Regions from separate parts of the Mus musculus genome. Here region 1 is linked to region 2. A link is a contact called in ENCODE POLR2A ChIA-PET data. All regions are on one chromosome and are shown on one strand. The core of a region is the stretch at or near the end of the contact, and the rest is flanking DNA. Distances in the headings are between cores, read along the strand shown.

The links. ChIA-PET counts read pairs that join two places held with the same protein, here RNA polymerase II (POLR2A).
Region 1: POLR2A ChIA-PET joins it to region 2 with 13 read pairs in Patski. The contact joins the enhancer-like site here to the promoter of Setd7 in region 2. POLR2A ChIA-PET finds 5 or more read pairs at or near these places in 2 of 5 experiments (Patski and embryonic stem cell).

What each region holds. Positions count from the first base shown.
Region 1 is chr3:52,067,652-52,072,558 of GRCm38, forward strand. The region is part of intron 1 of Maml3 (mastermind like transcriptional coactivator 3); the gene reads right to left. Among named protein-coding and RNA genes, the nearest start is that of Maml3, 35 kb to the right of the region's middle. Within about 2 kb of position 2,365, at least 1 of the 3 ENCODE cell types and tissues checked has a DNase peak (open chromatin) inside an H3K27ac peak, as active enhancers do.
Region 2 is chr3:51,559,213-51,564,534 of GRCm38, forward strand. It overlaps Setd7 (SET domain containing (lysine methyltransferase) 7), which reads right to left and starts at 1,611. Exons shown (of 8, transcript NM_080793.5): 1 at 1,306-1,611. The coding sequence starts at 1,345. It overlaps 5031434O11Rik (RIKEN cDNA 5031434O11 gene), which reads left to right and starts at 773. Exons shown (of 5, transcript NR_160686.1): 1 at 773-996; 2 at 1,537-1,677; 3 at 4,519-4,677.

The sequences.
Region 1 (4,907 bases), core at 1,115-3,614, 510 kb after region 2:
CCCAAATATTTAAGTAGAGTGAGGTAATAAGTCTCCATTACCCAGCTTCATTTCTGGCCTACACTTCTTCATCCATGTTTAATACCTATTTTCCCTTGCCATATTACATGAAAGAAAATTGCAGTCATAATATTCCACCCGTAAATATTGTAGAATGTACCTTTAGAACTTAGGGTTTCTTGGTTCAAATAGGCAGCCATAGCATGATCATCACATCCAAGGAGTATTGAGCAGCTTTCCCTAGCTTGACCTAATCGTCATGAGTGTGGAAGCATCTATTTTTTCAATTCGCTTGCCCTAAGGTTTTCAGCAGGGGAACACACTGCTAGACAACTCACAGACCAGGTGACTCATTTATAAAAAGTGCCAAGCTCGGGTCTGACATGACCATAGCATTCCTGCACCTCACTTCAACACAACCAACCATGTTCGACGTTTGTCCTACACAGCTATGCAAAATCATTTGTTTTCAATTCATTATTTGTTCAAAGATTTTGAGTAGACTTCCACACGTAAGTTCACACTACCGAGTTCTTCATAGCCCCTAATAATCCATTAAAAACAAAACAAAACAAAAAACAAAGGCTTAGTAGATGTTTTCCTTCCTCTTGGAACTAAAGGTCTTACTCTCCATGAACACTCTCAATTTCTGCTTTTAAAATAGAACTCTGGGTAAGGGGGGAAAGATGCCGTAGTACAATTAACTGAGTATGCCAATGAATGCACAGAGTGAATGTCTCCACCAACAGAACCCTGCATCTGTGAAATGAATGTGAAAGACCATCTCCAGTATAGCTCGAGGGAGGAATGGTCTCCTCAGCTGACACTGGCATTCATGTTCAGACTCAAGAACAAGTGTGGAAGTTCACTTCTTTGGGACTCTAAACATGTGCAAAATACTCCTTGACTGAAACTAAAAACAGGTGCAAAATGTAAATATATCCAATTTTTGAACTGAGATATTTCTGGAAAAGGTAAATATATATGTATATATATATGTGTGTGTGTGACAATTCATTATTAGATGGATAGTAAAATAACTATTTTGCAAAATTAAAATTCACATATATGTATGTGCCTTTAAAGGCACATATGTGTGTGTGTGTGTGTGTGTGTGTGTGTGTATATATATATATATATATATATATATATATACACACATAAATATGCTTTTAAAAACGTGTGCATGAAATGGGGAGGGCTTGTGCACATGAGGACCCTCCAAAGCTGGAGAACAGCATCAGACGTTTGGTAACATCCACCTGTGTGCTGGGAAGCAGTTAGTGCTCCAACTGCAGAGCCATCCCTCCAGCCCCAAACTGATTTCTTAACAAAGCAAATATCATCCTTTTGAACTTTGCATTTGAACCTAACAAATTTTCCCGCAAAATATGCAAATGAGACACACATTCACGTGTCTATTTTAATCCAGAAAATGGGTACTGATTCACCTTACTTTGAAAGAAAAGTGATGGAGAAACATGTGCCAACTCTGAACTCTAACCATCCAACCTGCAACACTCTGGTTTGCTGACAGCATTTCTTGTTATTTTATTCTTTCCTTGAGATTCAGAAAAGCTGATTCCACAGAAACAAACAAGATGGGACTACAAAATGGCTAAGCAAGTAAAGGCGGTTGCCGCCAAGCGGGAGGAGCTGAGTTTGATTCCCAGGACAACCTACATGGTACAAGGATAAAACCAACTTGTCTTCTGACCTCTGTAGTGAGTGCCCCCTAAAATAAATAAGTGTAATTTAAAACCGAAAATAAAAACACCGTCCTGAAGAGGTTAAACACAAGACTGAAAATCTCTTTCTCTTTGCTGATACTTTCACACAATACAAAAGGCTGTATTCGGGCGGCTGGGCGTGGTGGCATTTGGGAGGCAGAAGCAAGTAGATCTCTGTGAGTTCAGGGACAGCTAGAAATACGCAGTAAGATCCTGTCTCAGGGACCAGGGACGAAAAAAAGAAAGAGAGAGAGAGAGAGAGAGAGAGAGAGAGAGAGAGAGAGAGAGAGAGAGAGAGAGAGAGAAAGCAAGCTAGAGCTGTACTACAATGGCTACATATTCTGAACAACCAGCCAAATTAATCAAGCTATGCTGCATAAACGAGATCTGAAGTGTCGCTCGGGCGCTCTCCTGGGAAAGACACCCACACAGAGAACATTTCTCTTGCTTGTTCTCTTGCGCTCCTGACGGACAGGAGAAATCAAGAGGACGTATGTTCTACAAAACCAAATGATCAACCTGAATCGACTGCCTGGGTTCAATCCCTTCCCGATGCCGCGGGAAAGTGCCGCTCTAAGCCCAGGCGCTAGCCCCACTGCTTCCCTCCCGCCATCCTGGGCAGCTGTGGGCTCTTGCAGACAAAACCATTAGAGCTGGCTGACACCCCACGGGGCAGGAAATGAATCACCGCTTTACTCAACCGAAACTGCGGCAGGTTTTAAGGAAGCTAAGCACAGTTGGCCAAATTGAATCAGTAGCAGTTAGCTGGTAAAGAAGTGTCGAGGGACTGTGACCAATGACAAAGGATTAGCATTTTGGATCTGCTTTTCCACTCTCGGAGCAGATTTTTAGCAAGCACAGGTGCCTTTCGTGTAAGGTTCCCTGTGGCTGCACAGACCACCAACAGGTCCCTGCGAGGACATGCTAGACACCCGAGGTAGGTGAGGCTCCTTGACACATCCAGAGGTCCAGGCTCTGGCTGCCTTTGGTTTTCACTGGAATATGTCTTTTTAAAAAGGGTCAGTTTCTTCCTCAAATTTAGAAGTTCTACAGTTTGTTCTCAAAAATTGGGGCTCTGTCTCATGTGAACTGAGGTAGGTCTTAGATCTTAATACAAGAAAAATGGGAGTTAGGGGCAAAGCCATTATCTTCGATTTTCTTTACTACAACCTGAAAGCAAACATTTGTGAGGCTAATGACAATGATCCAAACACTGAATTTTCTTAAACCCAGGCTATTGTCTTCCTTCAGACGATGCTTCTCTGACTTGTCTGCTGACCACACAGAAACCTAATTTTTAAGCCGAAAGCTAGTTTCAAATGTAGCTTTATGTTTTATGCGCATTTTTAATACAGACCTTTAAAAGTCTAATTTGCAGAATATTTCCCTAAGAAAACAATCAGGTGTTTCCTAGGTAACAAAGCAAGGCATTCCCAATTAGAAAGAAGTCTTTTCCACAGTTCTGTTTAGAAATCAAAATACATCTAAGTTGACAGATGACAGAAATTGGTCAAATCAAATTTTTCCCCTCCAAGTCCCACAAAGGTACACGTTAAAAGTTTCTAAATTACAGCCAGATCTCCAAAGAGTTACAATCGTCTCAGGTTAGCACAGGAGTAGAACAGGTTTTGTAAGCACACCACACAACATCTGAGGTCATTAGTTCATATTTGAGAAGAAAGCTACTTGGCTCAGCTGGTAAAGGCACTTGCCACCAAGACTGACTGCTTTGAGTTTGATGCCCAGGAGCTGAACAGTAGAGGGAATTGACTCCTGAAGGCTGTCCTCTGCCTTCCAAATGCACACTGTGGGATACACACACACACACACACACACACACACACACACACACAAGCTAAATAAATGTTATTAAGAGAGAGAGAGAGAAGCAGAGAGAGAGAGAAAGATAGAATTTTTAGTCCACAAAACTGACATAGTGCATAGGTAATTCTTGGGAAACCTGTGTGTGACATTTCTAGGGTTTCTCACAGGCCACTGCACATAGTAATTTATGCAAATACCTCAGAGAAACAAACCTAAAGAAAGCCCACTGGCTCATACCTTCTAATGCCTGCAGTAAACAAGGAGATTCACAACTGCAGGCCTTTCTTCATCCCACAGCTAGACATCTGGCAGAACAGATGCCCCTTCATCAGCCACAACCTCCACATCTAAACATTTAAGAGTTTGGTTTTTTTTCTATTTTTCCTAATGTGTTCGGCCTTCTAAAATATTAGTCATGGGCTGGAGTAGAGGGTAGTGACAAAACATTTGCCTAGTACACAGGAGGTCTTTCCTGAAAATAAGTAACAGCCGTAGCAACAGCAACAACTATCTATGGATAGAATATATGGAACCAGACGTAGGCTTACTAGCTATAGAACCGTGGTCAAGGCCCGAGACCATTCTTGTGCCTCAGTTTCCCCAGCTGAAAACATCCCTACCTCCCTGGTTAGCTCTGAAGATGAAATGAGTCACTGAATGTTTTACTGATTAGTACAGCACATACTATAAATACCACATGAGTGTTAACCAATCCACGGGTGAAGACCGGGCATTAGAACAAAGATTATGGCAGGCGTCCTATTTACGCCAGTATGAAAGAGTGAGTTCCTACCAAGACCACAGTGTGCAACACTGAAGGGTTTCAGAAAGCCCCGGTTCATTCCTATGGTCAAGAGTTATATTACAGTGCTGCACCAGGGGAGACAACCCAACAGTCCCCAGCTCCAAAAGTAACATCTGTGAGAGTCACTTCAGAGCCAGGCCCAGTGCTAATCAGATTCTCTTTCATTGTCCCACACAGCAAAGGAGGACACACCAGGGAAGGACACTGGGCCCTGCATGCACAGTGTAATCCTTTAAACCAAACCAATTATTTTCCTAAGGGATGTGGGGACAATGAAAGCTTGACAGGAAGAGAAGTGACAGACGGACACAGCGTCTGACAAAGGTAACCTGACTCATATTCTAATCTCCTAAAATTCGGGGAGCTGAGCCCAGGGTCGGGCATGCTAAGCACACACTCTGCCCTTAATACAGCTACTAACTGAAAATAATCTATGGCTGCATTTCCCACAGAATTCAGTCAAAGGCCAGGTGTACCATCAGGGCAGTTTCAAAGTTCACCTAATTAGGCCAACCTCAAGATTTTGCCTTAACCTCCGCTCTGGCCAG
Region 2 (5,322 bases), core at 361-2,860:
AAAAATTATTCTGCTTCATCTCACCCTAAGCCTTCAGCAGTCTGCAAAAGTTGTATTTATGGACACACCAAAGAGATTTCTCCCCACGTAGCACTAACAAGTACATATCCATATGCATTTGTTAAGCACAGCCACTTTTTCTTTATCGTTTGTCAGACCTGTTTATACAAATGAGATCAAAACCAGATTCAACCACCGACTTAAAATTAGTCAGTTGCTGTGTTTAACAAATTCTGGAACAACACTACGCAATCTTGCAAAAACATCACGGGAACACTATCTGGGATAGAATAAGATAAATAATAAATACGCTTAAGAGTGTTTTCCAGTGTTCGTTGTTACAAAATCATAACCTCTCAAGCCACAAACAACGAGATTGTATAACGTCGCCACGGACGTTTTATAAGTAGGGGGGCAAAAAAGAAAAAAAAAAAAAAAAAAGAGGCGGAGAAACTCAGCAAAACACGGTGGCGACGGGAGTCGGGGGAGGGGTGCGCAAGAGGGGGCGGAGAAACCTGACACCCAGGCGGTGATATCACCGGCAGCCGACAGCTCGGAATTCAGAAAGTTAAGTGTCACCCAGCAATTTGGGTCCCGGCTGGAGCGTCCGCACGGCGCGCCTGCACCTCGCTGGGAAGCCGGGAGGGGGAAGGGCGGGTGGCTGAGTTCGCCCAGGGGCAGGGTAGCCTGGTGGGGAGCGGCGTGCTCTACCTAGCCATGATTTCATCTTTTTTTTTTTTTTTTTTTTTTTTTTTTTTTTTACCCCGGAGGAGCGGCCAGGGCCGCCATGTGCCTGGTGTGCGGCCGGGTGCGTTGCGATGGGAGACCCACCTAGACCCGGCCCTGGTGGCCATGGGACGCAGCGACTCAGTCAGGAAAAGGGCAGGCGGTCGGAGAGGGGAAGTCGAGGTGGCTGAAACAACGCTGCCCCGCGGAGATCGCGGGCCTCAAGGGACTGCCCTCCCATCCTCCATCCCCGCAAGGACTAAGGCCAAGGTGCTAGGCAGCGTCGCAACTCCCAGGGAGGATGCTGCCGAGGCCAGGCGGGATGCAGGGGCCCAGCTTTCCCAGGGCGGCGGACCCCGCGGGGCCCCATTCCCCGCCCCTGCCCCGCCGCGCCCCGCACGCTCCCGGCGGCGTGGCGTAGGCAGTGCAGCCCCCGCCTGAGCCGAGCGACCCGCCATCCGCTTAGGGACCGCGGCGGCCTTCGGCTCGGCCCGGCGCGCGTCGCAGACCGCCACTCTTTTGGCGCTTTCCGCCCCAGGCGCCTGTCCCCACCCCAGAGTCCTGGAGAAAAGCTTGTACCTTCCACGGCTTCCTCCACCACCTCATCGTCGCTATCCATGGCGGCTGAGACCCTACCCAGCCCGGGGCCGTGCGGCCGGCTCCCGTCCCTCTGGGTGCTCCTGGTGGCTGAGCGAGCGCTGGAGCTAAGCCCTGCGAGTTTGGAGGAGGGGGAGGAGGGGGAGGAAGAGGAGGAGCAGTCGGGGCGGCTCGCGCTGCCTCCCCCTACAGTCCTTTCAATTCCTCCGCCAGCCGCGGCAGCCGCAGCCGCCGCCCCCTCTCCTCTCGTCCCCGGTCCCGGAGGCTCTGGGGTGCTGCCGCCACTGCAACTTTCTCCTGTGATACCCCCTCTTTGTTATGGAGCAGCTGATCCGCTGACATCACCCGGCGCCGGTGCGCTCCCTCCCTCGTTGATTGACAGTTCCCTGTCCTTTCCCAGAAGTGAGGATCCTTAGAACCCAAGGTGCTCCGGAGCTGCGCCGCCTCTTAAGACCAGGCAGTGGGCAGACCAGGCGGCGTTTACCTTTTGGCTTGGTTCACTGTTCGCCAGCCACGCGGTCCAGGTCGCCGCCGGCTGTTCGCTAGCGCCGGGGGCCTCGAGGGTACCCGCCTGGGGTGGGTGAGGGGCTCAGAGCACCTGATACCCCACGATGTGCCACCAGGGACTTGGAAGTGCGTCATGCTGGGTGTTCCTACCACTATCTCACTCCTGGACAGCTGGAGCGCACTCGGAACTAAGGAAGCCTTTGGTTCCTGAGCTTCTACTTCCTCTTGCCCTCGAGCCCCACTTCACTCGGCTCGCTACTGCCCAGAGTTGCAAAGTGCGGCGGGCCCAGGAGCGCAGGTGCCCCGTCCCCCTTCCACTGCCCAGCGCTGCCTCCACAAGCCAGTTCCCTCGACTCCAGGGGGCGTCCTGCGTCCTGGATTCCTCCCGACTGAACGTCCTACCCAGGAGTCCCCAGTCTCCATCTTCTTTCGCATCTCCAGGCCCCTAGAGAGATCCAGGAATTCAGCAAACCCAAATGGCAGCAGGCTGGTAATCAGGCCGCACCCGAGCTTTGGCCGATTCCTTCTCCTTGTCTTGAAGATGGAGCCACCAAGCGGAGAGCCGGAGCCAGGACCCTGTGTCTAGCGCTCCTCCTTCTCTCGCCTCCGGTCCTGTATTTGTGATGTCCCTAGATGTTTCTTTAGTTTCTCCAAGTGCCAACCACTTCACAGACTCAGGCATCTTTGAGGGAAGAAAACTCCCTTCCCAGCCCAGCCACTTAAAGAGTGTCATTATGTCCTCTTACAGGTGGCAGCAAAGGATCTCTTTAAATAGCGGGTTAAATGCATGCGCATGTACCCAATGTACTGTGGAATTACCCGGTGCTGGTCTGGCCTTCTGCCAAGAACAGTCATCGTGGCGGGTGGGAAGGATGGGGCAGGAACCAAAGAAAGTTGTTCCTTTTCGTTTTCTGAACAATAAATGAGGCAGGATTTCAAGTCACTTCCAAAGCCTGAGAGAGTCCCCCCCCTCCTTAATTTCTTAAATGCCTTTTTTTTTTCATTTTCTTTTTCTTTTTTATTTAAGGCAGGATCTCCTGTAGCCCGGTCTCTCACCTCTAACTCACTGTATACAGGAAGACGATTTTGAGCTAATCATCCCGCCTCTATCTTCACAGCCCCGTAATTACAAACCTTGGCAGCATGCTGAATTTATAGTACTGGAGATACAATCCAGACTTTTCCATGCTAGAAAAGCAAGCTCTCCACCAAATGAGCTGCACCCCCACTGGCTGATATATGTCAGCCAGAAAAAAAAAAAAAGTAAAAGAAACAGGGCATGGTGGTATTAATCGCTGCACTAGGGAGGCAGAGGCAGGTAGATCTCCGAGTTCAAGGCCAGCCTGTTTGGTGTATAGAGTGAGTTCCTGGTCAGCCAGGGCTACATAGAGAAATACTGTCTCAAAGGGAAAACCACTTAAGAGAAAAATTATGGAGACACTAACCCCAAATACCATCAGAAATGTTAGCTCCATTCTGACTGCGTTCGAAAGAGGAAGGTTGTGGATGTGGAGTTAGAAGGCTTAGGGTCCAGTCTCCTTCACCTGCAAAGTGCACCAGGGTGGCCACTCTGGCAGTATGGGTTCCTCTTCTGGGCATTAGATACTCAGGCCATATGGGGAGGGACTTCTGTGGTTTAGGCTGGTTTACTCTTTGACCCTTTAGCCTAGGCTACACCACTGTACACACTGGCTCAGGCTACGCTGTCCTGAAATCTTCCATACCCCTCTGAAGTCTGTCTTGGGATTGATCTCCTTAAGGGTCTTCCAGGACAGGTACCAGGGACCTTTGTTAGGCTCCACAGAAATCTACACCTGCAGGGAAATATGAAAGGATACCTTCAGATTATAATTTAATCTTTTTTAAAAAACGATTTGATTTGATTTATGTGTGTGTGTACACTCATGCATGTGTATACGGCTGCATGCTGTGTGTGTGTGTGTGTGTGTGTGTGTGTGTGTATACCAAAGGAGGCCAGAGTGCATTGGAACCCTGGAGTTGGAGCTACAGGCAGTGGTAAGCCCTTGAATGTGGGTGCTGGGAACCAAATGTGGGTCTTCTGAGACATCTGCAGCCCACATAACATCACTTGAAAACATGAATACAGAAACAGGATTGTACTGAGTGTGTGTGTGCACATGTCTGTGAGTGTGTGCTAGACAGAGTCTCTCACTTGCCTAGAACTCATGGAGTAGGGTAGGCCTCAGATACCCACCTGTTTCTGTCTTCCCGGTGGTTAGGTTGCAATCATACACCTCCACACTTGTCTTTTGTTGCTGTGTTGTTTTGAAACCATGGACTCGGGAGTTGACGAATCTCCCCGGTCCTTATTCAGAGTTTCTGAAAAGGCATTTACCGTGCTTCATCCCTTCTGGCTTTGAGCTGTATGAGCTCTCCCCTTACCTTTAATTCTTATGTATCCCTGCTTTCCTTACGCATGATGCTGGTGCTCACATGACGAAGAATAGCAGATGCTCATCTCCTTCAGTTACTAGACAATAAAAACGATGAAAACCGAAGGAAGAAGCAAAAATAAATTTATTTCTTTACTGAAAGAAGGTAATGTCAGGGCAGGAAACGCCCCCTCAGGACACAGACCCAGGCTCACGGTGGGAGGGTACACGTGTGTGCTGAGGGAGGGGAAGGGCCTGCCACAAGTGTCTTACCTCTCTCTGTCTTTGGGTTCAGAGGAGAATGTCCTCTTGGAGGAGTGCGGTTAGCCCCGGTGTTAGGAGCAGCCTACCTGTGTCAAGAGCCTTTCCATGTGCTGCTTTGAGAGTGTTTGGAACCGGCGCCCATTCCCTGCCTCTACAGAAATGGATCTCGAATGTGCCTAGAAGGATCTGGGTGAGGAACCAGGGCCCTTCTGGTATTGTTGCACGGCCAGGAAGGAACTCGCCAGCTCTTTCCATCAGGAAGGCAGCCGTTAGGACGGTCCATCTCGGTGCTTGACTTCCTCTTGTGACTCTAGACCACAAGTTTAGGGAAAATGTTAGCTGGATCCCCTAAAACAGTGGTTCTCAACTCCCCTCAACTGCGAGCCTTTAATACCCCCTCCCCAACTATAAAATTATTTTTGTTGCAGAAAGGACTTTTCTGTTTCCTGTAAACAGGGCTGAGTTTTGTTTTTTTTTTTTTTTTTTTTTCTCCCAGACTTGATCCTCTTCTGTGATTTGGCCAAATGCTTTGTTTCAGCCCAAGTGCCAATGGCATCTTTTGCACTGTTCCGCTGGCCCCACGTGGGACCCATCACGTTCTTTCCTACCATGCTCTTCTCTGAGAGCTTGTTTTACAAACTCTCCACGTGGCTTCCGACTAATGCGGTTATGAGCTAGAAATCAATAAAGCTCTTGGTCAGAGACAGTATGCAGCAACAACAGCAGCTGGCTGGTCCTAACGCACAGACCCCAGTATAGCGGGGCGCACACGCGATAGCACAGTGGAGCCCTGGTTGAGACTCCCTTGCACGATATATAGTGTGCTGCTTGTGGG